Linked DNA regions of Homo sapiens: all the other regions are linked to region 1. A link is a loop called in an ENCODE intact Hi-C map of the cell type or tissue named here. Cell type or tissue: B cell. All regions are shown on one strand. Links, peaks and the distances in the headings refer to the core of each region. The heading gives the core; the rest is flanking DNA. Region 1 holds the start of LOC124901586 (a long non-coding RNA gene). Region 2 overlaps UMAD1 (UBAP1-MVB12-associated (UMA) domain containing 1). Region 3 overlaps UMAD1 (UBAP1-MVB12-associated (UMA) domain containing 1).

What was found. Hi-C counts contacts between places; a loop is a spot of excess contacts. Peaks named below come from ENCODE experiments on the same cell type or tissue, not always from the same donor. Only the 100,000 strongest peaks of a DNase experiment are listed, where the experiment ranks them.
Region 2: a loop joins it to region 1, with 5 times the contacts of the local background. A loop is called at or near these places in 3 of 110 quality-filtered maps.
Region 3: it touches region 1 in a loop (3-fold over the local background); 3 of 110 quality-filtered maps call a loop at or near these places.

Annotation. Positions count from the first base shown.
Region 1 is chr7:7,914,709-7,925,355 of GRCh38, reverse strand. LOC124901586 (a long non-coding RNA gene) reads left to right here and starts at 2,135. Exons shown (of 4, transcript XR_007060206.1): 1 at 2,135-2,250; 2 at 5,061-5,219. RefSeq lists an enhancer at 4,730-4,779. In B cell, for the core only: no CTCF peak of the experiment used is centred there; a DNase peak (open chromatin) is centred at 4,655; H3K4me3 peaks cover 1,464 bases; H3K27ac peaks cover 2,786 bases.
Region 2 is chr7:7,852,585-7,863,231 of GRCh38, reverse strand. The region is part of intron 3 of UMAD1 (UBAP1-MVB12-associated (UMA) domain containing 1); the gene reads right to left. Among named protein-coding and RNA genes, the nearest start is that of GLCCI1-DT, 110 kb to the left of the region's middle. RefSeq lists an enhancer at 2,653-2,822. In B cell, for the core only: no CTCF peak of the experiment used is centred there; DNase peaks (open chromatin) are centred at 4,521 and 5,941; H3K4me3 peaks cover 2,236 bases; H3K27ac peaks cover 3,650 bases.
Region 3 is chr7:7,816,446-7,827,092 of GRCh38, reverse strand. All of the region lies in intron 3 of UMAD1 (UBAP1-MVB12-associated (UMA) domain containing 1), which reads right to left. Among named protein-coding and RNA genes, the nearest start is that of RPA3, 100 kb to the right of the region's middle. RefSeq lists enhancers at 5,212-6,159, 9,800-9,889. In B cell, for the core only: no CTCF peak of the experiment used is centred there; a DNase peak (open chromatin) is centred at 6,022; H3K4me3 peaks cover 895 bases; H3K27ac peaks cover 976 bases.

The DNA of each region.
Region 1 (10,647 bases), core at 2,183-7,182:
AGACTGAGGTGGGCGGATCACCTGAGGTCAGGAGTTTGAGACCAGCCTGATCAACATGGAGAAACCCCATCTCTACTAAAAATACAAAATCAGCCAGGCGTGGTGTGGTGGTGCATGCCTGTAACTCCAGCTACTCAGGAGGCTGAGGTTGTGGTGAGCCGAGATCACACCATTGTACTCCAGCCTGGGTGGGCAACGAGAGCGAAACTCCATCTCAAAAAAACAAATAAATAAATCAATAAAAATAAATAGCATTTTTAATAGATAAAAAATTAGCAAAATTCCAATCAAATGTTTCTTGACCCATGATTCTCCTCAGGGACACAATAGGGTGGGGCAGGGTAAGAACACTGTTCTGGTTGGTTCTCTCCAAGCTGTAGTCTTCTCCACTACACAGGCAGGATTTTAACAACCTATCTGCTAGCCTTCCCTGCATGCCACCCCCCATACTGCCCTGCTGTAGACATAAATGATGTATTCCTTTTGCAGTGTTCTTTATTTCAGTTAGTGGTATCACAACCTTAGGAGCTGCAAACCCCTTCAACTTTTCCTTTTCCTCACTCCTAACATTTAATATCTCCCAAAGATCTACTCATATCATCTCCAAACTATCTATGGAATCTGATCTCTCATCTCCCCTTTGTCCCTGCTGCAACTGCCTCCTGACTGCTACCTGCAGACTTCAGCCTCATCCTATCCCTCCCTGCCAGAGCTTCTGTTCTGAGACACACATTTGATTGGATCATTCTCTTGTTTTAAAGCTGGTAACACTGTCTTGCACCTAACTGGTTAAAGTTAAACCCCTCAGCAACTACAAAAGGCCCTCAATAGCCTAACCCCACCAACCTCCAAACTCCTCTCCTGCTGACTCCTTCAACCCAGGCAACTCTGAACTTATCACACTGCATGCACCTTATCCTTTGCATCTGTCTTCTTTGTGCCTGAAGAACTACTCATCCTCCAGGACCCAACTCAAACACTACCCCTTTTTCAATGCATTTATTGATTTTCCCAGGCAAAGCAAGTTGTGATTCTTGAACTTCATTTGTATTACATATCCTTGTAGCATCTGCTCCAATGTTTTGACTGCAATCATCCTCTTGTATGTCTCTCTTTTCTCCCAAATACTATGAACTTTTAGAGTGCAGGTATTGTATCTCATCCATCTTTTTAATCCCAAGCATGTACCATCATGCTTGATATGTGCCTGAAACATGGTATACTTTCAGTGCATATTTTTCAACTCTTTATTACAGCATTTCATGTGGAGTTTGTTCTTGATTCTCAGAGTAATACACAAACAGAAACCACAATGGCATCCTGTAGGCTGCCTGTTGCAAAGAGCACACGGTAAATTGTCAGTTTCTTTCCTCCTTACTCTAATTTCTCCATTACATTGGGCATTTAAATCCTTTATCTTCCTCTGAGTTCATTAACATATTTCAGAATTGAATTTTGAAACATCTCTTCTTTATGGTGTTTTCTTTCCAAAATTTACTTATCCTGTCCCCTCTCAGGTTATATGAAACTTTCCTGGTGTTTAGAACCTCAAACGGAACTAATTTCTCTTCCTAATTTCAGGTCAGATTTTGGGGAATGTGCTCAGTTATCATGCTCCAAGATAGAGATTCCCTTTCATTGTTTTTTTCCTACTACATTCTATCCTTCCCCAAAGAGGTCGTATTGAAGTGATTTGCAAATCTTAGGTCCTCTGCCCCCATAGTCCTTGAACCCTGAAAATGCTAAAGTAAAGCTGGAATTTTAATTATTTTTGTGTATTAATGCTACATGCTACATTCAATAAAAATCAGGAGTAAATTTTTACTGAATCATGGGATAGATTCAATCAAAATCTATCCCATGATATTATTACTTCTTTACAAACTCAGTTACTTATTATTCCTGACCATTTGGATATTTTACAGATTTTATCATTTATTTGCTCCATGATTTTACTTGAAGAGAATTTAATAACACTTACTAGGATGATTGTCCTTCCTCATCCATTCAACCATTCCCACCCCTTTTCAAGGCATAACATTTCCTATTTCCAATCCTCCTCGGGTTTGTAAAAAAAAAAAAAAAAAAAAAAAATCGCTTGGCAATGGTTCACTAAGAATTGCAATTTAATCCTTTGGAATAACAGGCTTTTCATCTGTGCTCCCTGCAATGATCCGACGATCTGCCACACAATCAGTTCCTTAGAAAAGAACAATGCAACTCAAAAGAAAAGAAAGTGCTGGCAACATGGTAAAGAACATGAGGCCTGTTATAAAATTTGTAAATATAAATTAACCTTGGGAGTAAATGGCATCAAAATATGAATTATTGCTCCTTTTCAAAAGAAGAATTAGGACATTTTTGGCAGCAAATGCAAATGAACCTGAGTGTCTGTGCTTTTGATCCGGACTGTGTAAACACAGGCTCATAACTAGGTAGTTTCGTGTTTATATTGGTGGAGTCTCTAAAGTTATGCTTACCGACCCAGGAACAATGCAACACTCAAGAAAGAGCAAACACAACCTTAATTCTTACCTCCCATGGCCCTTGACCTAAGGAGTGTTTATCTAAGTTGTTTTGCATCTTGTATTTTAGGGAGCTGGTTATTATTAAAAAATACAGATACAGTCCTATATATCTAAAATGCTACACACACATTTATTTAAATGGGATTAGTCTGTTATAAAATATCCCCCTTTTAAGGCAATTATAGGCCATCAACAATCTGCATAGCAATTTATCACCTCGTTTTCAGTCATTATCACTGTTAGTCAACCATGTGTTCCACAGCCTAAACATCACTGAGAGTTCACTGGGATTAGTTAGGTGTTTTAAGAGTCATTATCATCACCATTATTACTACAAATCACACCATTTATTTAGCACCAACAATCTGCTGAAGAAAGCAGGTTGGCACAATTTACAGTGGATAAGAAATAGATGCCACCTACAAAAGGAACATGGGAGTGAGCTCCAGCAAGAATGAGTGAGGGAAGATGACTTAGCACCATCTTTAGGAAAGTGTGTGGGGATTAGATACTTTCATATCCGGAATGCGGTCTCCTGGAAAGACAAACACTTTGTAAAAATCCTTATGTTTCTCCAGTGGCCTGATCAATAGAGAACTAAGAGAAGTGACCAGAAGACATATTTAAAATGACAGAATTTAGAAAAACTGCTCATGTCTATGGTACAACATGACTTTTTTTCTGCAAAGCCAATTGAGACTATGGCTCTCTCAAGTCAGTCTGAGCCTAAAGTTGGTGTCTGAGTCCCCTTCTCTACCAGCACAGGCTATTATGTAACATCCAGAGGAGTGAGCCAACTAGTCAACCAAAGCAGGGTACAGAGAGGTTGGCAATCTGAACTCAGCCAACAGATTACCACATAATAAAAAGGATGCATTGCCTTCTGATCATTACAAGAAATTTAAGGCTCTACTCTGCCTCATTTGGAACCTACTAGAAGCCAACTCAAATACTCCTTTTTCTTTCTATAAAATGTAAACATTAAAAGTCAAGTGACTTTAACGTGATTATAAACTTTAACTTGGAAACTAAGTTTTTAAGGACAGAGCAGAGAAAGTTTTTATTTTTTATTTTTTGGGGCTTTCATAGAATTGGCCAAAACTTTGAACAAAGCTTAAGGGTGAAAGGAGCCATTTGGCGAAAATGTCTGAGTTCCTGCTTTATATTTTTATTTAAGGACTGTGAAAATTTGGAGTAAAGCAATAGTTCATATCAATAAAAGTTTAATTTATTTTATGTTTATTGAGAAGGAATTAAGTCCAAAATCATCTAAAATTTGGTGGCTAGTGACATCTGAATAATTAATGAAATTAGTTTTCATGAAAATCACATATTTTCTTTATATGAGATGTGATATGATTTTTGACATTTTAAAAGAGCTGTAGGATAAATAATCTATTATTATTGGGGTCAGATTTGTACACATGATAAATATTTGACCTTTTATATATCTGTAGGACTTCTGGTTACAATACTTAATAAAGGTTAAGGGCACTTAAATTTTGACAAGCCCAGATCTTCTATAATGTCTGAAGATTCACAGTACCTTCATTTTACCCCAATTAGCATCCGTACACATAAATATAACTGAGGAAAAAAGAAAAATTTTCCACCTATTTCAGTTTGGTGTTCTGAGTCTGAGATAAGTGCATATTATAGAAAATGACTGCAGGAGAAAATAAAAAACAGTGGCTGAGAGGATATAGAGTCCAGGAATTCTTAAGTATCTGGGAAGATTTTAAAAGTAAATACAAAAAAGAAATTTTGGTGGGCTTTTCCAGAAAGCAAAGTAAGCCAATACATTTTATTACGTATTTATGGTTTTTGAAAATTTTTGTTTTCTACGAACCTACACCAGCTAGAAAAATAATTGCCAACTCTTCCCACAATGACTGATGCCGTTTGTGATGTTGCTACTGGCAGAAAGATTTTCTCAGAAGACTGAAAAAAAATAAAATATAAATATTGTGGTTTTTTATTGTCTTTATGAAAAACTATATTTTTGGCCCTTGGACCTGAGAGATAATTTACATAGCCAATTACAAAAGCTCTCACAGAATGACTGCACACCTGCATTGGGTGAAACCGAAAGAAAAACTCTCTTGTTCAGTAAAGCACCATATGCAAATTGGGGGAATAAAAGGAGCACAACAGCTGGCATGAAAAGAATAGTTTACAGATTCTTAGGGAGCACTGGTCTGGAGGCATTCAGAAGCGTCATCAGGCTGGCAAAAGTGCACTATGCAACTAGGGTAACCTTCAGTATGAAAAAAAAAACAGCTTTTAAAGAAACAGGTAAATGTTATTATGATCAAAGTCCAAAACTCATTGGCATTGATAACCGAGCATTGAGCAAAATGGAAACAGCCGTTAACAAATTCATTAAGAGCCTCTTTACATTCCCACCATCAATTGAAAACATATGTTTAATCTGTACTCTCTTTAATTTATTTCAATTATTATTGGTAGAAAAAAGGTAACCTGCTTGAATATCATAAAGATATGTCAATGACATACTTCTTGTATTTCCAGGTCAGGTTGTGCACACCTTCAGTCAACATTTATATAAAATGACAGCAACCTTTGAAGGCCTAGTTCTTCCTTGAGCAAAGAAGTGATTATTCATCACAAAGGGACAGCTAAGAGGATCTTAGAGGCAATGTTGCCTATGGAAAGAGCTCTTGACCATTCGTAAGTTCAACTCACTCATCTATTAAACGGGGCTAATAATACCTGTCCTGCACATTTGCACTGTGAACATCAAACCAAATCATAACAGGTGAAAGCATTTTGTGATGTGTAAGATGACAAATAAGTGTAAGGAATTGTGATTCATAAGTGAATTCAATAATAGCTATTCTTAGTTTATAGAAATGACAGAAGTCTCAAGTCCCCAAAGAGTTTAATGCAATTATAATTATTTGATCCTTATACTTATTTTGATTAATAATAATATTCAGCAAGAAAGCTGAATTTCCTTTTCAGGCCACCCTCTGCCAGTATTTAAGCTTGCTTTTTATGTGTTTGTGAAACTCACTGAACTCAGCCAAGATTTTAACAGGGAAGTCCCAATGTTGATTAAAATGGCCTATTTTGGCACTTATGTCCTAAATCTAATCGCCAATGACAAGATAAAACGAAACAAACAAAACCAATGTCTCATTCCATGCAATCCCAGAACCCTAAGCTGTTCTCATTCTTGGTCAACTGACCAAAAGACTACCATTTTAGGCAAGAAATTACACAGATCATTGCTCTTCTATGTAAACCTTATAATAACACATTCATAATACACTGGGAAGCAACATCAAAAATATTCAAGGTTCAACTGTGCTTACAGAGTACATTTTGTTATTGTAGCTTTTATTTTTTTCTTTCTAGAGAAATTTACAATTGAGTATCTGGTCATGAAGTTCCTAAAAGCTGTTAGCCATGCAAGTAAGCTTTGAGGTTAGAGGTGGATAAGCCCAGAATAGAACTTCTTTGCCTCAAGTTTTACATGCTTATCATTTGGTAACTAATTTTGCTTTATGTGTGTAGGTGAGTGTGTGTGTGTGTGTGTATGTGTGCATGTGTGTGTATGTGTTGTCTTTTCCTTTTGAGGGAAGAGGCCCAAGAATTGGTGGGCCTTTTTACAATCAATCTGGATAATAATAATAACCATGTACAATGCTTTCTCCCCCTTTCTGTGGCCACTAGTCTTCAAGTCTTGGGAGTCCCTGACCCCCATTCTGTGTTGTCTTTATGTAAACAGGTTTTCTCACTTTGCAAGCTTAAGGCAAAAGGCCTGGCTGGGCCACTTTAGAGACAATTTTTTCATTTGTAAAATAAGCACTCTTGAGTTAAGGCTTTCAAGGCCCCCTTCAGCTCTGAAACACTCATGGCTTGTTAAGCAACACCTCCAAAGATGACCCAATGTCTTCAGTGTATGAGCTTAATAAACTTGCTCATGAAATTTGAGACCTACTTCCAGCATCTATCACAAAGTTTTCCTATCTTCTTTATTGAGTTTTCATTTCTATTTCTACAATTGACAACCATCTAACAACAACAAAAAAAGCCACAACTAAAATAAAATTTTTGCAAAAGGACATTCAATAAGTCAATCTTATTGGAGCTAATTGTCTACTCTGTGGGAATGAATATGGAGTATTTTTACTGTGAGCAGTTACACTTCAAATGACAAATATTTACTGAGATGATCACTGGAATATCTATTGGTGTCAGAGCAGCAATGCTAATTATTAGCTGGCCACTTAAGCTGGCTAGTATCTACTCTAAACTGTTACTAACTGGCCTAGAATGAACTTCAGTTCCCCTATCTGCAAAGTGAGAACTGGGCCACCGATATAGCTCTTGAAAAGTATTTGTAATCATTTTAAGTCTCAGAGGGTGAATGACCACCTGGGAACATCTGAGATTTTGGGGGACGCATTTACTTTTGGGGCCATTAGAGAAATCATTTAGTACTGCAGCAATGATTTAGTTCTGTTGCCCCAAGGGCCCCAAAGAGTTAATGCACTTCCCATAAAGCTCCTGCCTTCTCTGTAAATCGACAAATTTATCAGATGGTGCTTTTGACAAATCAATTTGCTTGACACAGGTGGGCATTTTACTGCCAACATCTATTATAGAGAGAGTACATTGACTCTTCTTGGCTCATAAAGGAATCAGGGGCCAAACCCCAACAGGCATCTACACAGCACTCTGCATCACAGAGTAGTTTGAAATTATTTATGAAACAGAGTTGTTAACTGCTGGGACCTTTTGCTGCCATTATTGTAGTCTCCGATCTTTAGAAGAACAATGCCAAATGGTGGTGGCAGTTACTTGAGAGAGTTGTGATTTTAACATTTCATTATTAATGATAGCTATAGGATGTGAGCACCTATCCACCACCTGTTCTTACACCTCCTTCCATCTGGATTCAGACAAAGAGGGACATTAAAGAAGGTGAATCCTACCTATGTTCTGGATCTGTTCTTCTTGTCTCCTTAAGCAGCATTTTGATCAAATATTACTACTCCCTCCTGAGTCATCAATTTTTTTTGCTACATTTTTCTTCTAAGCCATGTGAAAAACTCCAATCTTAAATAAATCATGTTCTACCTGGATTTTACGGCCTTCTTTGCTCTCTCCATCTCTTTCTTTCCTTTCTTTGCTATGTCTGGGAAAGAGAAGTTCATACTTAACTGTCTTGGCTCCATCACTCATTCACTCCATGGCCCCTGTAGCCTTCTCTGAATGTGGGTCTATCTGTTTTGTTTATTTTATTTTTGAGACAGAGTCTGGCTCTATTGCCCAGGCTGTAGTGCAGTGGTGTGATCTCGGCTCACTGCAGGCTGTTCTTCCTGGGTTCAAGAGATTCTCCAGACAGCCTCCCGAGTAGCTGGAGTTACAGGCAGCCCCCACTACGCCTGGCTAATTTTTTGTATTCTTAGTAGAGACAAGGTTTCACCATGTTGACCAGACTGGTCTCGAACTCCTGACCTCAAGCGATCTGCCCACCTTGGCCTCCCAAAGTGCTGGGATTAAAGGCATGAGCCACCGTGCCCAGCCTGAATATGGTCACTATTTATGACAGCCTAGGTCCTCCACATTTTCAAGAACCTATAAAATGTTTGAAAAAAAATGTTTAGAAAAACATTTTAGAAAAATTAAAAATTGACTGACTCAAATACAGAAGAAAATAGAACATTTTAATTTGTAATAATTTCAAAGGGAAAAAGGTTAATCTCCTAAATTTTTATGACATAAATTTAATATGGAGTTTGGTGCATTTTAATGTTTGCTGTAATATGTGGTTGGATCCTCAGAAACCACTGTGTTCAGGATCTAGAAGAGTTTTAAATGACCCTGATAAGAGATCTAATTGCCAAATCCAGTGGGCGATTTTTAATCCTTATTAAAAAATGAAGCAGCATTGGATAATGTTGACCATGCCCTCCTTTCTCCTCCCTTGGTTTCTGTCATATCACCATCTCCTAGTTTTTAACCAACTTCTTTGAGTACTCCTGCTCAGTCTACTCTGGGGTTTTCTTCTACACCCGGAATTCCATCTTGGTTGTCTTTTCTTGTTAAATGTTTTCCTTGACAATCTCATCCACATCCAGGTTCCATGCCCATTTATATTCTAAGCTCCATCACCGTCTGCACTGGCAGTTCAACTTCAACGGCCCCTGAAAGTCTGCTCCTCCTTTCATAGATCCTGAGTAAATGGCACACTATTAATTCAATGGCTCAATCCAGAAATTTGGGAGTCATCTTACATTCTTTTTTTTCCCCTCTCATCTTATAGTCAATCAATCACCAATTCCTGTCAATTCGATTCCTGCAATCTCTTACATCTGTCCACTTCTCTTCATCTATTAACAGCACAACTCTGGGCCAAGCATGGTGGCTCACATCTGTAATTCTAGCACTCTGGAAGGTCAAGGCAGGAGGATTGCTTGAGCTCAGGAGTTCAAGACCAGCCTGAGCAACACAGCAAGATATCATCTCTCCAAAAAAATAAAAAAATTAGCCAAGTGCAGTGGCATGCACCTGAAGTCCCAGCTACTTAAGTGGCTGACGCAGGAGGACTGCTTGAGCCCAGGAGATCAAGGCTACAGAGAACTTTAATCATGCCAATGCACTCCAGCATGGGTGGCAGAAAGAGATCCTGTCTCAAAAACAAAAAAATTCACAACTCTGATTTTGTCATACCCATGCTTAATCTCTTCAGTGGCTCTCAATGACCCTGGAATGAAGTCCAAAATCTGACCCTGACCCTCTCCATGAGCTGGCTGCTGCCTCCTTTCCAGTCTCATTTCCACCCATTCTTCCATTAGAGAGTACTTCTTTGAATCTCCAGATCATTTCCACAGCACACCACCACCTGCCACCATTACATTGTCTTTGCACTATGGGCCTCATCTTCTGCAATTCCCCATCACACTTTTAATTACTTGTTTAATGTCCATTTTCCCCAGTAAAAAGAGTGCTTAATATTTGTTGGGTACTTTCTATGTGCCAGGAAGTTTCACACATATTATCTCATTTTAATCACAACAGTAACTATGAGGTAGGTTCTATTATTACTCCAATTTTAAAGATAAGGAAACCGAAGCATTGAGAAATTGAAGGCCACACAGCTAGTATGGAGTAAATTAAAACTAAAACCCAGGCAGTCTACATCCAGGGCCCATATCCTATCCACAATTAATATTGCTTCAGTGGCCAGGCGCCGTGGCTCATGCCTTTAATCCCAGCACTTTGGGAGGCTGAGGCGGGCAGATCACCTGAGGTCGGGAGTTTGAGACCAGCCTGACCAACATGGAGAAACCTCGTCTCTACTAAAAATACAAAATTAGCCGGGCATGGTGGCGCATGCCTGTAATCCCAGCTACTCGGGAGGGTGAGGCAGGAGAATCACTTGAACCCAGGAGGCAGAGGTTGTGGTGAGCCAAGATCACACCATTGCACTCCAGCCTGGGCAACAAGAGCGAAACTCTGTCTCTGAAACAAACAAACAAACAAACAAAATATATATATATATATATATATATATATATATATATATATATATATATATATATATGTAGCTTCAGTGAAACAGTAAGGTCTACAAGGGGAAGGGCTGAATCTTGTGTCTCCAGAGCCTAACACAGGATTGGCACAGAATGGGGGCCAACATGAAATTGCTGAAATAATAAATACAATTCAATTCTTAGATTGGCATATAGGGTCCTCCACAATCTTACCCTGACCTACCTCTCCAGCCTCATATCCCGGTACATCTGTCCCTCCTTCCCCATGCCCTATCTTCTAGCCATATATGCAGTTCCAAGAATAGGCCATAGTGGTTCACACCTCTGACTTTTGTATACTCATAATTCACTCACTCCATGTGTTCACTCACTCACTTATTATTCATTCATTTGCTAAACACCTACTGAATGCCAGGCAGACAGAAAAGTCCTGTGATAGATAGATGCTATAGGAACACAGAATAGGGATATTAAGGGGTTTGGACTAAGGAGTCAAGAACATCTCCCAGGAGAATTAACATTAAAAGTGAATTTCATTTCCCTAGCATGTGCATATCTGCATGGCAAGCCCTTATTCATCTTTTGGACTT
Region 2 (10,647 bases), core at 3,518-8,517, 63 kb after region 1:
CACCACCACTAACTGGCAGAGACTTACACTTTGGGTCTTCTGACTTAAAATCCAATGCTCCCTGTCCCATACTCCAAGTCAATGACAGTCACATATAGACTATAAAACAAGTATGTATCCCCTGTGTCCAGATCGTAACAATGTCGATGCCACCTACATAAGCAATCTCTAACAAGGTAATCCAACTTGGCCAAGCTGATTTCTTTTTTTTTACATTAAATCAGCAATATTTCAATTTTATGTACTATAGTATAATTTCACAAAAAAATGTTTTACTGAAGTTTACCTAGACATTATCATAATTTTCTTTATGAGTCTAAGCAAACTGAATTGGTTAAAGCCTTCCGGTAAATTTCCATCAAGCGAAATAATTTTAAAGGTTACTTGTCTGTAGTTTTTTTGTTTTTTGTTTTGTTTTTAGGTCTCAAGTTTAGCAATTTCTTTATGGACAAGTGTCATCTGGATTGGAAAGTGAAGGTCCAAAAATAAAGACTGTGCCGCTATAGAAACTGAGTTTAAACTAACAGTTAAACTAAGCATCTTATTACTAGGTTAAATCTACCAAGCTGGTTACAACATGTAGTAGCTTAGAAAACTACAGCATCTAACCACAACCAAGGCTGCAAAACAGTTAAGACTTTTGTGCACGAATTCTTCAAGCTTATTATGTATACCACAGGTCTGAAGAACTTGATATCCCTTGTTAGTCACACTGGATTCTATTAATACTTAACTTCCCATTTATATAGCCTTATTTATTGTAAGTATCTATTCAACTTCTTCAGAATGTAATGCAACAAGATCATATTTTTTCCAGATAATTTAAAAGGAAAACAATGAGAAATGATCTTGCCCATCTCCTCAGCATTGCTGAACATTAATTTCACTGAAGGGAATAATACTCATTTCAGTGAAACATAAAGTACTTCAATCATCTACATATACAATAAGAAAGAAAATGGAACACTTTCCATTTTAAACCTGGTAAGAAAATATAAATATATTATACTAATTTGTTTTTATATAAATAAATTGACATCACTTATATGATATCGACTGAATGCAAATAAATGGCATAAGATACAGTCAAAAATACAAGAAGAAAGTAAATCTAAAAATATTAAGTACCAGCTGCATGTTGGATTTTTTGGTGTGTGCTTTGATAGAATGAACATTTGCCATTCTCATAACCTAAGTATGATATATATTTTTAAGAACAAATAATTAAATGTTATGACAAACAACAATGAATACAGTTATTTCATGTTAAGGCTGTTGTCTGAGCACAAAAACTAATCTGTTCTGCTGCTCTTAATATATGCTGAAAATGTATGCTTTGCCACTGTTTCTACAATTATTATACAAAAACATAAATATCTAATACTTAGTATGTACTTAGAATTGCTCATGTTCACCCTATGTATAAACATCTCTCTAATCTCAAAAAGTAAATAATTCTTCAAGAAATGGGAAAATATTGGAGAAGAAAAGCCTTATTTTCTGTGTAATTTGAATTTGATATATAGAGTAATCCACATACTTGGAAACACTATAGTTGGTGAATACACAACTGTGTGTTTTCATATACAGATGAAAGTAAGGAAATGTGTCATACCAAACTGAGTACAGAAATTATGAGGGTAGACTAATTAAATTCCAATGGGCGTATGAGTGATAGTGTTACTCACACTTGCTGCACCTAACCCAGAACTCCACTAGAAAAACAATGTTTGGCAAACTGAAGAGGTGAGCAGAAAGCTGTGTCACTTGACCTTGGCTCTCACTTGCAAAAGGTTATATTTCAAAATAGAAGATGGGGTTGGAAAAGTAAACACAGCTGTGTTTTCTCCACCCCAGTATGAGGATGAAGTGGCCATTCAGAATGGCAGGAGGCTGAGTCCCTTCTTGGTGCACACTCAGAGCTATTATTTCATTTCATGGCTAACTCAGGACAGTAGTTTGTTATTGTGGTAAAATATACAAAAATAAAATTTACCATCTTAACCATTTTTAAGTGTACAATTCAGTGGCCTAAGTAAATTCACAGTGTTGTGCAACCATCACTACTCTCCATCTCTAGAATCCTAAACAGAAACTCTATACCCATTAAACAACTCCCCATCCCTCCTCTCCCCAAGCCCTGGGTAAGCTTTTTGTAAACACTTTTTGTCTCTATATATTTGCCTATTATAGGCACCTTATATAAATGGAACCATACAATGTATATCCTTTTGTGTCTGGTCATTTTACTTAATAAAATGTTTTCAAGGTCCATATATGTTGTAGCATATATCAGAATTTCATTCCTTTTTAAGGCTGAATAAGATTTCATTGTATGTATATGCCACATTTTGTTTATTCATTTATCTACTAATGGACATTTGGTTGTTTCCATCTTTTGTCTAATGTAGGACAATTATTATTATTATTATTTTTTTTGTTATTTTTTTTTTTTTTGAGATGGAGTCTCGCTTTGTCGCCCAGGCTGGAGTGCAGTGGTGCAATCTTGGCTCACTGCAAGCTCCGCCTCCTGGGTTCGCGCCATTCTCCTGCCTCAGCCTCCCGAGTAACTGGGACTACAGGTGCCCGCCACCATGCCTGCTAATTTTTTTTTTTTTTTTTTTTTTGTATTTTTAGTAGACACAGGGTTTCACAGTGTTAGCCAGGATGGTCTCTATCTCCTGACCCCGTGATCCACCTGCCTCGGCCTCCCAAAGTGCTGAGATTACAAGCATAAGCCACCACGCTCGGCCAGGACAATATTTTTAAGTAAAAGGTGGAAAAGTTGAGAAACAAGTCTAACAGATTCATTAGGATTTGATGAATATAGGAATACAGAATATTTAAGTAGATGGAAGACAATTAGCAAGGGCCCGAAGTGAGAGAAACACAAACCATGGTTCCTGCTTATTTTGAATTATAAACTTATTTGGGTAAGATAAATTTGTACATTTTTATAATACACTCTTTGCTTGTCTTTAAAAATCATAATTAAAGTAAATCTGTTCAATTTAATATTTTATAAATTAAAATCTGAATATAATTGACACTATTTCAATCTTGTTTGAAACAGCTCCATAATCCCTAAGACCTTTCACACACACTGGAACTCTACACTACAATACTTTTCTGTGGTTATTATAAGGGTACAAGATGTCCTTACCCGCTCTTGGAGAAAGTCTACCCAATAAAATAGAGTAAATAATACCAAGAAGTGATTAAAAATGAGAAGCCACAATGGTGTCTAAAAATCATAAGAGGAAAATTTAAAGTTCACATAGCTTAATAAATTTCAAAAATTATAATGCTTCAACAAAGTAACAAACTTTACATAAGCAACCTGGAATTTCTTAAAGGAAAATACAGTCTAGTGAAAAAATGCTTTCAGATCAACAACAGAAAAGTTGATTAATGGATAATCAATTCTTAAGGTCATCTTTTTCCAGGATTCCTAGCATTTTTGGGAAAAAGGTAATTATCAGAATATATTCTGTTACTTGTACGTCAAGTTGAAAATTAATCTGCAAGACTTAGTAGAAAGAGCACTGGTCTCAAGTCTCAATGACCCCTGCCTCTACCTAAACCGTGTGACCTTAAGCGAATCATTTAACCTTTCTGGGTTTCAATTTACTCCTCTGAAACATGAGATAATTGAACCAGATGATCCAGCTCTCAAATGCCATGCTTCCAAGTAGACTTAGACCACAAATCTGCAATAGTAAAAATTCTTAAGGAAATAGTACTTAAATCAATATAAATGGTAACAATAGAAAGAAAGTAATTACTGAAAAGATACTCGTAATTCAGAAAGATATTCCAAAGGTTATGTGAAGGACTCATATAATGGAAGAATACCTAACTTCACACTGTTCTTGATTATGGTAAGAAACATAAACACTTAGGAGTCAAATAAGAAAAATACAGATAAGTGCCAATCTTCTCATAAGCACGGCCTAAAAATAATCTTTATAATTATTAAGAAGTCAGAATGTATTTTCTTAGGCTAATGAGTTCACAATAGAGACAAAAATCCTATATGCTTCTAACACACAGATGTAGAAAAATTATTATAATATATGCCTTGAAATCAGGAAAACAATAAATTAGATTAAATTAAAATTTATCCTGAATGCTAGTGCTTGAAAAGGCAATTTAGTTTGGAGGAGCTGAACTCTGGCAAAGGAACTTAGGAACACTTTCAAGATTGCTGGCCTCAGTTTGCTGGGGGGTATTTTCATTAGAAATATCTCTAGGAAATACATGAGTTGTGTTCTTTAAAATTTTTTGTTTTACTCCCATAAACAGCAAGGTGATAAAGTAAAATTTTCCTGAGATTAGTGGCAAAATCTGGAAAGAGAAGGGCATTAAGAAAGATGTACATGTATGAAAGAAAGCCATTAGCTAGAGGTGGAAATGACTGGTTACAAGAAGTGAAAGTGTGAGCATAATCCGTCTGCTAACTGTCAGAAATGGAAAACCGGATGTTATAGGGAAGAACCTCACACACTTCCTTCCTGGCCACCATGTGACTTTTCCATGGGTCAGGCTGGTTTTTCTGATGGCCGAACTAGGGAAGAGAAAAGCCTGGAATGACTGAGAGGAAGAAGCAACATCACACAGCTCTCTAGGACCCAGATGATTACGTATTTCACCAAAGTTTCTAGGTAGTCAACTTTTAAAACCCAGTACCAGATTTTCCTTTAGCCTTCTAGAAATCATTGCTATGGTTTCAACTGCCAAAGTGACCTAAAAGTGAACAGCTATAATTTCCCAAAGTGTTTTTAAGTGTATAGAAACTATGCTTACAGCCCAACAGAGCTTTTGTTTTTCCCTCCTCTGCCCTCTTTGCAGGTGAGTTGATAATCAGAATTCTCTGAAGAAACTAAATAATTTATGGTTCACTCCTGAGGGTAAAAATAAGGTGGTTTAAAATACGAGCCCTGATACATACTAATAAATAAATTATATTAGCTGTTACTGATTTTCGTTTCATTAACTTTACATCAAATCGGTCTTAAGCTTCCGATAGTGTGCCTATTTCTACTACCACCGTTATCAGTTCACACTGAATGAGCACTTACTTGCCAGTCACTGTTTTAAGCTCTCTACCTGAGTCTAATTTAATTTTTCCTTTATGAGGTAGGTACTATTTTAATCTCCACTTAACAGATGGGGAATACTGAAGTACAGAGAAGTCACACCGTCTAACTCTGGAGTCATAAGCTTAACCACTATTTCATGCTGCTTCCCAAATCCAACAGAGTATAAGGACATTTCACTTCATGCCTTTTAAAATGCAAAGCTATTGTTTCTAGAGACCAAAGATTATCTTCTCTTTCAGAAAGGGTTATAGATTCTTTTCTAATGATCATACTTATGTTTTCTCCCAAAACAAACAAACAAAGCAGATGGAATCTGGAGGACACCATTTTTTTGGAGGGGGAAAAACATTGTTGGCTGTTGTATTATGTGTCATTTTTATATCCAGCTCGATATGCTAATTCTATGTGGATCTTAGACACCCTGAAATTACAGGCTGTTTGGACTATTTTAATCCCTAAAAGCACTGTTGTGATCCCTGAATAATACATTTTAAAAATAACTGTTTACCTTACCTAAATGTATTCCAGTGAAATTTAAGAACTCAAAGTCACAACAGAGTGTCCTGTGTTCATGAGGACGACTCTTCCTGAGACAAGTCCTCTGTGGTCAGTTGTCCAGTAACAGGGACTGACTGCATTCAACTGCCCACATTCTCTAGCCCATAGCACTTGGCAAGCAATGGCAAGAAAGTGCCAGATGGTTGGGACCTAGGCTGCAATCTGTTCTCAGGAAATGAAAATATACCTTGCCTTTAACAGGCTGAAACACATGATCTGGGCCCACTTAACATGATTCCTGAACCAATTATGCTAAGAGATTATATCAGAGGCTAGAAAAGAGAATGAGAACATTTCCGGGACTGAATATAGTTGTAAACTCCCGGGTGGACCCTTAACTGTGGAAGAAAAGGGGAAGTACATCATCAGCATTTATGCCCAAAATAGTGCAAAAAAGAGTGGTGCTTTCATGCTCAAAGAGTACAGTTGATTTTTTAAAAGACCCGTGTGTATATTTTACTTCCTATTTATTTAATTGCTTTGAACTAAAACCTAAACAAAAACCGAATAATGTGATATAGTCCAAAATACAATTTTATGGTGGTTGCTTGAAAAATTATTGAAAATACCTGGGATCATCAACTATAAAAAGTAAAGCAAATCACAAGTTGAAAAATTTTTTAAATTCTGAGTAGACGATCAGTGAGAAGGAAACATAAAAACTATTCTGACTTGCACAAAAATGTGCCCAACTGATGCTATTCCTTCAGTTTTCCTTTTATACCCAAAAGTTAATTTGTTTTTGAAAAGAGACCTGTATGGTCAATATATGTAAAGTATATGCTTTTCTGTAGCATGAGCTTTGTATTGTCCCCTAGTATGGCTTACTTGAGTTTAGGGAAGCTCAATTAATGTAATATATCACATCAATAGAATAAAAAATTAAAACCACATGACCATCTCATACGGTCAACTCAATAGGCTCAGAAAAAAACATATGAAAAATATCCAATACCCTTTCATAAAAAGAAAAAAAACACACCCAATGATACGGTTTGGCGGTGTCGCCATCCAAAATCTCATCTTGAATTGTAATCTCCACAATCCCCATATGTTGCGGGAGGGACCTGGTGGGAGGTAATTGAATCATTGGGGTGGTTTTCCCCATGCTGTTCTTGTGATAGTGAGTAAGTTCTCACAAGATCTGAGGGTTTTATAAGCATCTGGCATTTCCCCTGCTGGCACTCATTCTCTCTCTTGCTGCCTTGTGAGGAGGTGCCTTCTACCATGACTGTAAGTTTCCTGAGGCCCTCCCAGCCATGCAGATCTGTGAGTCAATTAAACCTCTTTTCTTTATTAATTACGCAGTCTCGGGTATTTCCTTATAACAATGTGAGAACAAACTAATACAATAAATTGGTATTGAAGTAGTGGGGCATAGCTTAAGATACCTGATAATGTGGAAGCAACTTTGGAATTGGGTAATGGGCAGAGGTTGGAACAGTTTGGAGGACTCAGAAGAAGACTAGAAGACGTAGTAAAGTCTGGAACTTCCTAGAGACTTGTTGAATGGCTTTGACCAAAATGCTGATGGTGATATGGACAATGAAGTCCAGGGTGAGTGGTCTCAGGTGGAGATAAGAAACTTGATGGGAACTGGAGTAAAGGTCATTCCTGCTATGCTTTAGCAAAGAGACTGGCAGCATTTTGTCCTTGCCCTAGAGATCTGTGGAACTTCGAACTTGAGAGACGATGTAGGGTATCTGGCGGAAGATATTTCTAAGCAGCAAAGCATTCAAGAGGTGGCAGAGCATAAAGTTTGAAAAATATGCATCCAGATGATACAGTAGAAAATAAAAACCCATTTTCTGGAGAAAAATTCAAACCCTCTGCAGAAACTTGCATAAGTAATGAGAAGCCAAATGCAAATACCCAACAATGAGGAAAATGTCTTCAGGGCATGTCAGAGAGCTTCGCACCAGCTCCTCCCACCACAGGCCTGGAGGCCTAGGAGGAAAAGACGGTTTCCTGGGCTGGGTCTAGGGCCCCCCCTGCTGTGTGCAGCCTTGGGATTTGGTGCCCTGTATCCTAGCCACTCCGACTATGGCTAAAAGGGGCCAAGGTACAACTCAGGCCGTTCCTTCAGAGGGTGCAAGCCCCAAGCCTTGGCAGCTTCCAGGTGGTGTTGGTCTTGGGGCATGCAGAAGACAAGAATTAATGTCTGGGAACCTTTGCCTAGATTTCAAAGGATGTATGGAAACTCCTGGATGTCCAGACAGAAGTTTGCTGCAGGGGTGGAGCCCTCATGGAGAACCTCTGCTAGGGCAGTGCAGAAGGGAAATGTGGGGTTGGAGCCCTCATGCAGAGTCCACACTGGGGCACTGTCTAGTGGAGTTGTGAGAAGAGAACCACGATCCTCCAGACCCCAAAATGGTAGATTCACTGACAGCTTGCACCATGCACCTGGAAAAGCTGCAGACACTCAATGCCAGCCTTGAAAGCAGCTGGGAGGGGCTGTACCCTGCAAAGCCACAGAGGCAGAACTGCCCAAGGCCTCAGGAGCCCACCTTTTGCATCAGCATAACCTGGATATGAGACATGGAGTCAAAGCAGAGTATTTTGGAACTCTAAGGTTTAATGACTGCCTTACTGGATTTCAAACTTGCATGGGGCCTGTAGCCCCTTTGTTTTGGCCCATTTCTCCCATGTGGGACAAGTATATCTACCCAATGCCTGTACCCCCATTGTATCTAGGAAGCAACTAACCTGCTTTGATTTTACAGGCTCATAGGCAGAAGGGATTTGCCTTGCTTTAGATTAGACTTTGGACTTGGATTTTTGGGTTAATGCTGGAATAATGCTGGGTTAAGACTTTTGGGGACTGTTGGGAGGATATGATTGTGTTTTGAAATGTGAGGACATGAGATCTGGGAGCGGCCAGGGGTGGGATGGTATGGTTTGGCTCTGTGTCCCCACCCAAATCTCATCTTGAATTGTAACCCCCATAACATCCAAGTGTTGTGGGAAGGACACAGTGGGAGGTAATTGAATCATGGGGGTGGTTTCCCCCATGTTGTTAACGTGATAGTGAGTTCTCACAAGATCTGATGGTTTTATATGCGTCCGGCATTTCCCTTGCTGGTACTCATTCTCTCTTCTGCTGCCTCATAAAGAGGTATCTTCTGCCATGATTGTAAGTTTTCTGAGGCCTCCTCAGCTACGTGGAACTGTGAGTCAATTAAATCTCTTATCTTTTTTTTTTTTTTTTTTTTTTTTGAGATGGAGCTTTGCTCTTGTTGCCCAGGCTGGAGTGCAATGGTGCCATCTTGGCTCACCACAACCTCTGCCTCCCGGGTTAAAGCAATTCTCCTGACTCAGCCTCCTGAGTAGCTGGGATTACAGGCATGCACCACCACACCCAGCTAATTCTGTATTTTTAGTAGAGACAGGGTTTCTCCATGTTGGTCAGGCTGATCTCAAACTTCCAGCCTCAGGGGATCTGCTTGCCTTGGCCTCCCAAAGTGCTGGGATTACAGGTGTGAGCCATGGCACCTGGCTAAACCTCTTTTCTTTATAAATTGTCCAATCTCAGGTATTTCCTTATGGCAACGTGAGAACGGACTAATACACCCAACAAAGAAAGAATAGAAGGGCTCTTCAGCAACCTGATAAAGTGTGTCTATAGAAAACCAAAGCTGACAACATTATTAATGGTGAAAGACTAGATGCTTTTCCCCTAAGACCAGGAACAAGACAAGGTATCCATTCTTGCTACTTCTATTCAACATTGTACCAGAGGTTCTAGTCAGGGCAATTAAGCAAGATCTCGATGACAATAATAATAGTTATCTAAATTAGGAAGGAAGAAGGAAAACTATCTCTATGTACAGATGATATGATTTTCTATGTAGAAAATCCTAAGGAATTCATTAAAATACTATTGGAACAAATAAGTTCAGCAGGTTGCAGAGTACAAGATCAATATACAAAAATCAGTTGTATTTCTATATACTTGGAATGAACAATCCAAATATGAAATTAAGATAATTTCATTTACAATACTATCAAAAATAATAACATGATTAGGAATAAATTTAATGAAAGAAGTACAAAACTCATACCCTGAAAACTACAAAGGATAATAGAAAAAAATTAAGACCTAAATAAATGGAAAAAAAAAATCCCACGCTCATGTATCAGAAGACAGTATTGTTAAGATGGCAATACTCTTCAAATTGCGCTACAAAATCAATGCAATCCTTATCAGAATCCCAACTGATTTCATTGTAAAAAAGTGGATCCTAAAATCCATATGGAATTGCCAGGAATCCAGAATTGCCAAAACAATCTTGAAAACGAACAAAGTTGGAGGACTCACTCTCTGATTTCAAAATTTTAGGCAATATTAGTCATGAGACTGTGGTATTGACATAAGCAGAGAGATATAGATCAATGAAATCGATTAAATGTCCTGTGTGATATTATGATATACATATATACTGGTTTTCGTCCACAGTTTCTGGCTCATAACTCCCACAGCATTTGTTATATAATGTCGGGGTGCTTTAGGCCTCAGAAAAAAACTCTCTCTTTCTGACCTTCTCCTGCCCTCTTTTCATGGCCCAAGGCAGGACTCTACTCTGAATGTTGGGCTATACGACCCTCATTCCAGAGAGGGTCCTGCCTCATATCCTGAAGAAAGAAATGCTGCACAGAGAGGCGAGAAGAATGTGAACAAACAGGTCTTGCTGGGTTTCCCCACTCAGTTTATTAATATTAGATCATATCCATTTTGTCCAGTCACATTTCTACATAGTTGTCAATTGTCTATCCAAGGATGTCTGCATAAAAGCCTAGGAGGACAGGGTTCGGGGGGCTTCTACAGAGCTGAATATGTGGAGGCTGACAGGAAGGAACTCATTTACGTGTTGGAAGGTTAGCACGTGCCAGCTCCACAGGAACAGAGTTCCTGTGCTCATGACCCTTCCAGACCTTACCCCGTGTATCTCTTCATCTGGCTGCTTATTTGTATCCTTTAAAATATCCT
Region 3 (10,647 bases), core at 3,498-8,497, 100 kb after region 1:
GGGGAAAAAGAATTAATCCATCTTCTTTGGCACTGAGCACAGCACTATGCAAATGGGGCATACTATAAATATTTTCTGAATAGTCTTATAATTCCTTATAATTCATTAAAGTAACTGCATCTTATGGAATGTTCTCTAAATATTAATGAAAATAAACTAAATTTTAGTTCTAATTATTTTGAATTGAATGATCCATAAAGGCAAAATTTGAATTGTTATAAGATTAGTAGTTGTGTATTGGTGGACGTTTCTTCTTCTTCTTTAATTACAGGTAAGTATGGTGATGGGGTGGCAATGTGCCTAGCTAACATTTCTGAGCCTTCCTTGCTGATAGATATAGTCAATGAGATGTAAATGAAAGCTGTTATATGGGGCTTTCAGAAAATTACTTAAAGGGGGGTGGGTTTTACCCTAGTCCCCTCCTGCTATGGTTGAAGATGCAGTGACCATCTTGTAATCTAGAGGCAATCTGATATATAAAAATCACACATCTAATAAACAGCATGGGTAGACCAGCTATCCAGGTGAAAAATCAAGAACCATTTTTCTATTCACCAATTGAGGCGAAAGAAATAACAAATGGTGGGAAGTGAGTGGCTAACGCACAGGACCAGTTTAACAGGATGGAATTTACCTAAAGTTTTATCAAGTGGACAGTTGATCCACTCAGGCACTCAAACATTTCTCAAGTGCTTGTCATTTGTGAGACTTAGTACTAGATACTAGAGAATCGAAATAATGATGATTGTGTCCTATCTTCAAAAATTAAAGGTGGTGATGCAGAAAGAGAAAAAGTTGAGGAAACTGTTAGTATCATGGAGCCACTATTATCAGCCCTCAATTGCCTAACGTGAGACATTTCTAGATAAAGAAAAACAAACCCCTGTTTTGTTAAGGCCACCAGTTCAGGAATATCAATTACTTTCAGCCAAATGCAATTTCTGATTCATCCATGTACATACAGTCAGCCCTCTGTATCCTTAGGTTCAATATCCATGGATTCAACCAACTACTGATCAAAATTATTAGAAAAAAACCAATACAACAATAAAGTATAACTTTAAAAACACTACATCATAACAACTATTTATATAGCGTTTACATTATATTAACTTTTACAAGTAATCTAAAGATGACTTATAGTATAGGAAAGGATGTGTGTAAGTTATATGCATATACTGTGCCCATTTTATACCTGAGACTTGAGCACCCTCAGATTTTAGTATCTGCAGAGGTCATGGAACCAATCCCCTATATACTGAGGGACAATTATACACGTTATAGGCACAATCTAGGGAATCCTATTTGAGTGGTGATTAAAAGGTCCTCAGCTTTTTCACAAACACCTTTTTCCTTGGTACTGTAAAGTGCATATTTGTTATAAAATATATCATGCCAATATTATTCATTCTTTGGAAATAGGGTGATATGGTTTGGCTGTGTTCCCACTCAAATCTCATCTTGAATTCCCACATGTTGTGGGAAGAGGCAGGTCTTTCCCATGCTGTTCTCATGATAGTGAATAAGTCTCATGAGATCTGATGGTTTTAAAAATGGGAATTTCCCTGCACAAGCTCTTTCTCTTTGCCTGCTGCCATCCATGTAAGATGTGACTTGCTCCTCCTTGCCTTCCACCATGATTGTGAGGCCTTCCCAACCATGCAGAACTGTAAGTCCTAAAACCTCTTTCTTTTGTAAAATGCCCAGTCTCAGGTATGTTTTTATCAGCAGCATGAAAATGGACTAATACAGATGGATTTAAAGTTTCTGTAAAAATAAAAATGCTATCTGAGAAGAGTTACACTTTAACGTATCAATATAATTGACTATCTCGTTGTGAATGGACTTATTAATTAACTTCAGTGATGGGTAGGCCCTGAGGGGATGGAACACAAGATATTAATAGAAAAGTTTTCCTGTAGGAAGATTACACTCCCCCCTGCGCCCACCTCCTATCCACTCTATTCCCATCTCTAAGATATTGACAGGCAGCCTTAGAGGTCAAGGATATAAAAACTGAAAGGAGAGCTACAAACCTGAATGGAAAGTGTGCCAAAGGCAAACTTACACCTCTGTTACATAATGCTACCCATGACCACCCCTCTATATGGGCCTACTTTATTTATTCTACAAAAACAAAAAAACAAAACCCAGTTAACTAATAAACAGCATAGGTGGACTAGCTATCCTGGTGAAAAATCAAGAGCCATTTTTCTATTCACCAATTGATGTGAAAGAGAGACAAATGGTGGTAAGTGAGCGGCTAATACACAGGACCAGTTTAACAGGATGAAATTTACCTAAAGTTTTACCAAGTGGAAAGCTGATCCACTCAGGCACTCAAACATTTCTCAAGTGCTTGTTATTTGTGGGTTAGTACTAGATAGTAGAGATTCAAAATGATGATGATAGTGTCCTATCTTCAAAAATCTTCCAAACTTCTACTGGTGATTGTCATGTAAATAAACCATGACAAAACACTGTGAAGCATGTGGTACCACAAGTGGATACAAAAGCTCAAGTAGGATAGCAGAATTCATTCTAAGGATGATGAAGAGTGGTCAGAGAAAGCCTCACACAGGGAATGATACCTAAACAGGATTTTCCAGGATGATAGGATTTTGCTATGGAGATGAAAGAGGATATGCATTGCAGTCAGAGGGAAAAATGAACAAAACCTGATGATATGAATGTTTTATGTATGACAAATATTTGTTATTGCTGTAGCATTGAGCACTGAGGAAGAAGTAAAAGAAGGGGGAATTAATTAGAACACAGATCAGGGAGGGTGCTGGATGCCATGCTAATCAACTTGGATTTTATCTGATAAGTAGTTACTGAAGGTGAGCCGGGGTACTTGGAATGGAGTGAGGCTGGAGGAAGGAATATCACCTGGGAAGCCTTAGTAATAATCCAGATGACAAAGGATGAGGACATGCAAGTTACAAGTGGTTCCTCTCTGATTCTGTGGAGCGGAGGGCAAGGTGGGAGGTGCGGGAGGGAAAGGAAAGGAAGGTTAAAAATCATTCAGCTGATGGTAATGTTTGTTGTTTGGAATAGTCACTTTTTATCCACTTGCCCTCAACATTGTTTATAAGGCACCCAGGAAATGCACGTTCTCTATGAATTCACTCTTTCAAAGGTTTTTGTCTGGGATTATACTGCTAGGCATTTAATACTAAATGAACCAAAAATAAAGAGATGTGAGAAGGAGAAGCTGAAGCTTTTTGCTGTAGGTGTCTTCTTAGCTTTACGAATCAATATTATCACTTTACAAGGAAGCATTTTTCACCTAAAGGGAATGGAGAGGGGATGCATTAGATTTCTCATATTGAAATCTGTCTTTAAATCATCCTTATTACCATCTTTAAACATATTATTGTGAAAATTATCCAGAAATATATACGCTAATATGTTTTTCAAAAATAAAAAAGAAAGCATTTTCTCTTTTTTAAAAAATGAAAAGTAGGTAAGATGTGAATAGAGCCTGCCCAATTCCCAATTCCTATCTCCCAAAAGACATGTGGACAAATGAGAAAGCATACCTGAGGCACTTTGGGCTTCAAAAAAATTGGGCAAACGGAGTGCAGGAGGGCCAAACATCACATTTGCCAGACTTGGGAATTCTTTGAGTTAATAAGAGGGCTGAGTTATGGCGGGGGTTGCCAGATCAAATATAGATAACTTTTTTTGGTCTAAGTATAACCCAAATATTGCACAAGACAAACATACTAAAAAATTATTTATTGTTTATCTGAAACACAAATTTAACTGGGCATCCAGTAATTTTATTTGCTAAATCTGGCAATCATAGTTAAGGGAAAAAAGTTGGCTGAATTAATGACCTATTTATCTTTTTGGGGGTGACATTTTGGCTTCCTTTATGTAATAAGGAGTGTTATTAACTACATATTAGGGGATTATGAAGCACAACAATATAAAAGTGTGAGCTTAAATGACTAATTATAAAAACTTTCCCAACAACATTGGGATCTCATCTCTTAAGTACTGTGCTCTGTATAAAACATCAAGGGAGGAGCACTCCTAATCAATAAAACAGAATATTAAAACCTTAAAGAAAGAATAAATAATGTTCATTGACACATATTAGCACTATAACCTCACAGACAAGTATTCTGAAAAGCAAACAGCCCATAAAAATATAGAGGCATGAAAATTTTTCTAAACACATGTCACCTAAAAAAAACTTGTTAACAAAGCATATTTTCATTATAAATGACAGAGAAGACAACCAAAAAAAAAAAGTTTTTCGTCTTCATAGAAGTCTTACTAATATGTCTTCAATTGATTGCTAGAAAAAGAGAATGACAGGGGCATCTCTGGAATCCAAGCAAGGTAGGAAGCCGAACTGTTCAAATCTAGGAATTTTTCTGTATTTACACTAAAGCGTTATGGCTATTTCTGATGCATTTTAAGCTTACTTTTATTACTTCCAGAACCCTTTCCTCATTAAGGCACAGATATAAACTGAGAGCTACTTACAGGGCAGATACCAAGTGGTCTGTGTGCTGGTGGGATATAGACCTCCACCTTGCATGCATATCAGCTGAAGAAAAAGAGCCCTTATTCATCAAATTTAAAAAGCGCTCTCTCATTTCATGCTAATTGTATGGTCCTTTGCATGATATACAAAAGATTGCCCAAGATGAAAGGCATGAAAAACAAAACGACCAGGCTCGGGTTGTTTTTTTTTGGAACAAGATTAACTTACTACCTTTTCAGAGAAACTAGATGACTAATTCAAATATTACATTTATCTTCACAGACTGACCTTACAGATTTCATTATTATCAGCATTTACCCAACTGCCTCTCTCTTTTTCATACAGTGTGACTTCACTGTACTATTCTCAGTGCGCCCAAACCCTTTAAGTTTTTGTCAAACAATACATACATCAAAAATTTTAAATAAAGTACACAAGCTTTTCACAGGTAAATAGCTAAACCCCCCTGGAAAAGAGAGGCTGATTATTAATAAATGCTTGCTTTCCAGTTCCTACCATATGTAGGTTTTGCTTTGGCTGATATCATACAAAAGCACATCAACAACTCATTTTTGTTTACTAATAAGTAATATTAATGTAATATTACAGTAATATGTAATAATATAATAAGTGATAGATTATTACTCAAGGGTTGTAAATAAGATGGTCAGCCATGGTAATTTATGACATAATTTATGGGATATAGTAAAACATGAATTGGGTCTCTGAAAACCAATTTAGATTTATGTTACCATAAACATCAACTGAATACTAACAACCACATAAAAGCCATCAGGGGAAGAGGCAGAAAGGAGAGAAACAGTAGGTACAGTTCACTCATTTGGCTGCACAACCGCAAAGCAGTACTTAGCCTTCCGTATCTATCGATTGCTATTAGTCAACTGAATCAGGACTGGCAATTTCAAAGAACAGCTGCTTCAACCTGGAGCCCTTGAAGAGACCAAAGAATAATTGGGCTTCTCAGATTTCCAAAGAATTGACTGTTCAGAGGTTAAAAACCAAATCATATAAGCTTTTAATATCTGATATTTACTGTACATATTAAGAATTTTTAAATCTATTAGACTGGCATTGTCCAATAAATCAGTGAGGTGAAACACATATAATTTTAAATTTTTTGATAGCCACATTAAGAAAGTTAAACAGGTGAAATTAATTTTAATATTCTTTTTTAAATCCAATATATCAAAAACATTATCATGGCAACATGTAACTAATATAAAATATTCAGATATTTTACAATCCTTTTTTTCATACTAAGTCTTTGAATCCCAGCATGTATTTTACATCTGAATACAGACTAGTCACATTTCAAGTGCTCAATAGCCACAAGCGGCAAGTGGTGACTGCATTAGGCAGTGTGCTTAAAATTTCACAAACTTGGGGGTGGGGGGAAAGCTTTGTTTTAATTACTACCTAATGTTTTCCTGCGAGTCAGATCTCAAGCCACTAGTGAGGTTACTTGTTCTTTTGTGTTCATGAACACAGTAAGCTACAAAATACCAGAAAGCTATACCACTAAAAACAGGAATTGAATCCTAAAAAAGTCACGCTTAATTTTCATTAATAACTAGTACTTAACATATTAAACTACTGTTTTCCTGGTTACTTTTCAGATTCTGCAACAAACTTCAGGAGTTTCAGTTTTTCTCTGAGGATCTAATTATCAGCCAAATCACCCAACATTCAGTGAAATATTCACATCTTTACTATTTGCTAAATATTTGAATAAAATAATATTTCAAAGTAATAAACTATGCAATTCCTAAATCCAAACTGGCTTATGACTAATTGGTAGGAATTGTACATTTTCCTCATGAGAAGAGTTTGAAAAAAAATCAAGAAAAGAATAACTAAAAGCAAATGAGTACCAAAATACACTAAATTCCAGGCTAACAAGCTCTTTGGCCCTTATGAAACTACAAAAGACAGCTTAAAGTCTCGCATGCTAAACTGACACCTGACAGGCCATTTTGAGGAGCTGAAGCATAGATGATCATTAGCAAAACATAAGTGACAGAGAGGTGCCAGTATTCAATCCTCAAATCTGAATATTCAAAATTTAAAAGACATAATATTTTAAAATAAATGTTACTTTTTGTTTCTCATTTATTGTTAGAAAATTTTAATTTCAACTTGAATTGTGAACTGACTGATACTGCCAGGCAATGCATGTAGAAACCAAAAAGTCAGTGGACTTATAGATGCTATAATCAATACCTAAAAAGATCTTGAGATACAAGCTGAGTATTCATCTTAATCACTTCTAATGAGATTAGGTAATTAAGTTAAATACGTCAGAAAATGAAACATTCTCATATTACTATGCTTTAGTCTATAATTTATCTATAATTTAATCAATAATTCTCATACTCTCCTGTATCACCATCTTTCTGTATTAGTAACTCCTTAACCCTTAACTGAATTGAGGAAAAGCAGTGGTTAAAACTGATTCATTTGGTTAATTAATGTTTAGCCCTGTGATGCCCTAAAATTTGCCTGAGTGACAACTACCTCTAAAAGACATAGTTGTAGCCTTCAACCCCAAAGTTAGTCATGGTCAATTGTTTTGCTTGATCTTGATATGATGAGTCTTAGAACTTAACACAATTTTTTTAACCACAAATCTTTGGCAGAGTAATAACCCATACATTTTCAGATATGGAGAACAGAGTTTAACAGAGCCTCATCCAAAATAGGTGTATAAGAAATATTTGGTGAAATAAATGGGATGGTCTGCTATTTCAACAGTGTACCCGGATGAGAAGTTAGAGAACTGTATTAATAATTTATTAACCAAACTGAACAGGTTTTAGTTAGGCAATGATAAAAATGCAAATGCAGATTTACTCATCAGATATTCTGGTGACAAAATCACCTTTTTCAGAATGTGAACCCATTTTTCTTTCAGAGCAAAACTAAAACTATTTTTGTTGAAAGCACGAAACACCGGTTTTGGTTCTCCATGTCAACAGGCGTGGAAAAAACAAGTAATATACACGTAGCTTTATCCAACTCAAAATGGCCCTCCTCTTTCAGATCTGATTCAGTGGCCCTTTTGTGTATGTGTGATTTCTGCAGGCTCCCAGCGTGTGTATAGCATAGCATACCTAAAGAGACCCTGCAGAAATCACATTTATGCAGCTCTCAAGAATCTTATATTCTTCTAGTAATTACCTACAACTTACCAGATACAGCGTAATATAAACAACTGCTGAATGTTATTTGATACATCAAAAATGGGGGCTTAAAATTTTGAGAAGTAATATATTCATGGTTTGAAGAAAATCTTCAGATGCTTGTCATTTACTTATTTTGTCAAATTCCTAATTTTTGTGCAAGAAGGTCCTGTACTATGGGGCTAAAAATCATACACAAATTTACCCTTAGGAATCACTGCTTAAAAATAAGAGGAGAGGGCCGGGCAAGGTGGTTCATGCCTGTAATCCCAGCACTTTGGGAGGCTGAGGTGGGTGGATCACCTGGGGTCAGGAGTTCGAGACCAGCCTAGCCAACATGGTGAAAACCCGTCTCTACTAAAAATACAAAAATTAGCTGGGTGTTGTGGCATGCATCTGCAATCCCAGCTACTTGGGAGGCTGAGGCAGGAGAATCGCTTGGACCTGGGAGGTGGAGACTGCAGTGAGCAGAGACTGTGCTATGGCATTCTAGCCTGGGCAACAGAGCAAGACTCCGTCTCAAAAAAACAGAGGAAAAACTATGGGCAACATAGCAAAACCCTGTCTCTACAAAAAATACAAAAATTAGCATGTTTTCTTTATCCAGCCTTTCACTGATGGGCATGGAGGTTGATTCCATGTCTTTGCTATTGTGAATAGTGCTACAATGAACATAAGTGTGCACGTGTCTTTATAATAGAATGATTTATATTCCTTTGGGTATATACAGTAAAGGTATTGCTGGGTCAAATGGTATTTCTGTCTTTAGGTCTTTGAGGAATCACCACTGTCTTTCACAATGGTTGAACTAATTTACACTCCCACCAACAGTATATAAGCATTCTCTTTTCTCCTTAACCTTGCCAGCATCTGTTATTTTTTGACTTTTTATTAATAGCCATTCTGACTGATGTGAGACGGTATCTCATTGTGGTTTTGATTTGCATTTCACTGATGATCAGTGATGTTGAGCTTTTTTTCATATGATTGTTGGACAGGTGTATGTCTTTTGCAAAGTGTCTGTTCACGTGGTACACATAAACCATGGAATACTATGTAGCCATAAAAAAGAACAAGACCATATCCTTTGCAGGGACATGGATGGAGCTGGAGGCCTTTATCCTTAGCAAACTAATGCAGGAACAGAAAACCAAGTACAGCATGTACTCACTTATAAGAGGGTGTTAAAATGATGAGAACACAGACACATAGAGGGGAACAACTGGGTCTTATCAGAGGGTGGAAGGTGGGAGGAGGGAGAGAAGCAGAAAAAATAACTAAGTACTACTAGGCTTAATACATGGGTGAAATAATCTGTATGGCAAACCCCCATGACACATGTTTACCTATGTAACAAACCTGCACATCCTGTGCATGTACCTCTGAACCTGAAAGTTTAAAAAGAAAATTAGCTGAGCCTGGTGTCACATGCCTATAGTCCCAGTGACTCGAGAGGCTGAGGTGAGAAGATCACATGAGCCCAGAAGGTGCAGGTTGCAGTAAGCTGACATCATGCCACTGCACTCCAGCCCAGGTGACAGAGTGAGACCTTGTCTCAAAGAAAAGGGGGTGGGGGGAACATACTGAAACATCTAAAAGGTAAAAAGTACCATTGAAAATGTGTCTTTAGTCAGGAACGGATGCAAAAACGGATGAGATACAGAAAAGAAAATCCAAAATACAACCAAGTTTTGAGGAAAGTCATAATACATAACAAATAAAAAATCAATGTGGCAGGTTAAATTGGACAAGAGAGGCAAGAGTCACTTTAGGATTTGAGAATTAGAATCATCATTCAGCTGGTATCATGGGAATTATTAAACATAACCTGAAAAACTAACAGAAACTGTTAAGAACCTGGTGAGAATAATTCACTTCGGAGAGATGAAGTAATGTTTCAAATATATTCCCATTACTCTAGCACCGAAAGGTAAGGAGGTTATCCAAAGTTAGAGCTTTTCATGGTTAAGAGTAATACTTAGATAACAAGTTCTTCTGTCTTTTGTCTAGTCTGACTGTTCCTGCACACATCAAACATTAAATATTTATTGAGTGGCTGATGCATGCCACGCACAGGGAACAATGATGAGTCAACCCGAATCCCCACTTCATGGCACTCCTGGTCAGATGTACAAGGTGTTAAGGGACCAGAGGGGAGACTAAATGGCATTGAAGATGAAAGATATTTGAGCAGGGGTTTGAAGGATGAACAGGAATTTGCTCAGTGAACACAAGACGTATGGGATAAAGTTCTTCAGAGAAGTGACAGAAATTGCACAAACTTCAAGAGAAAGGAATATACTCAAGAAATGGTAAGAAACTCTGTATGGTGACACAGAACAGACCTGAACGTTTACACAGAGGAGCAGGACCAGACCACGAAGGACCATATATGCACAGTAGACACAAATTACTGGATTTTATCCTACAGGCAGCTGAAGAGCCTCTGATGCCATCAAGTAAGGCAACTACATGGTCAGATTTGTGGGTGAATGGATTGAATGAAAGTAGGACTGGGCATTAAGGGCTATTACAAAAACTCTTTGTAATAATCCATGTGAAAGATAAGGCCAGAACCACTGTAGTTGCAGTGGGGAGGTAGAGGAAAGGACAGATAAGCAAGGTAGCCAGAGGAGGTAGAAATAAAGTGATTGGTGATCAATTGGGTTGAGAATGAAAGAGGAAGAAGTCAAAGATAATTCCCAGGCTTCTGACTTGAGAAGATACACCTCCATGCCAACTCATTCTATCAGCTTTCCTTTTGGACTTTGGCTCACTCAGATTGGTCACTGCTGCTTTGCCACATTCTCTTTGTCCCAAAGAATGTCCTTGAATGCTACCGACACTGGTGGCATATATCCCAAGGCAGTCATTCCCACCTCTGAGTGGCGGTGATAAGAGAGAAGCACCACTTCTTCCTCTCCCGGCCTCATCTCTACAGCC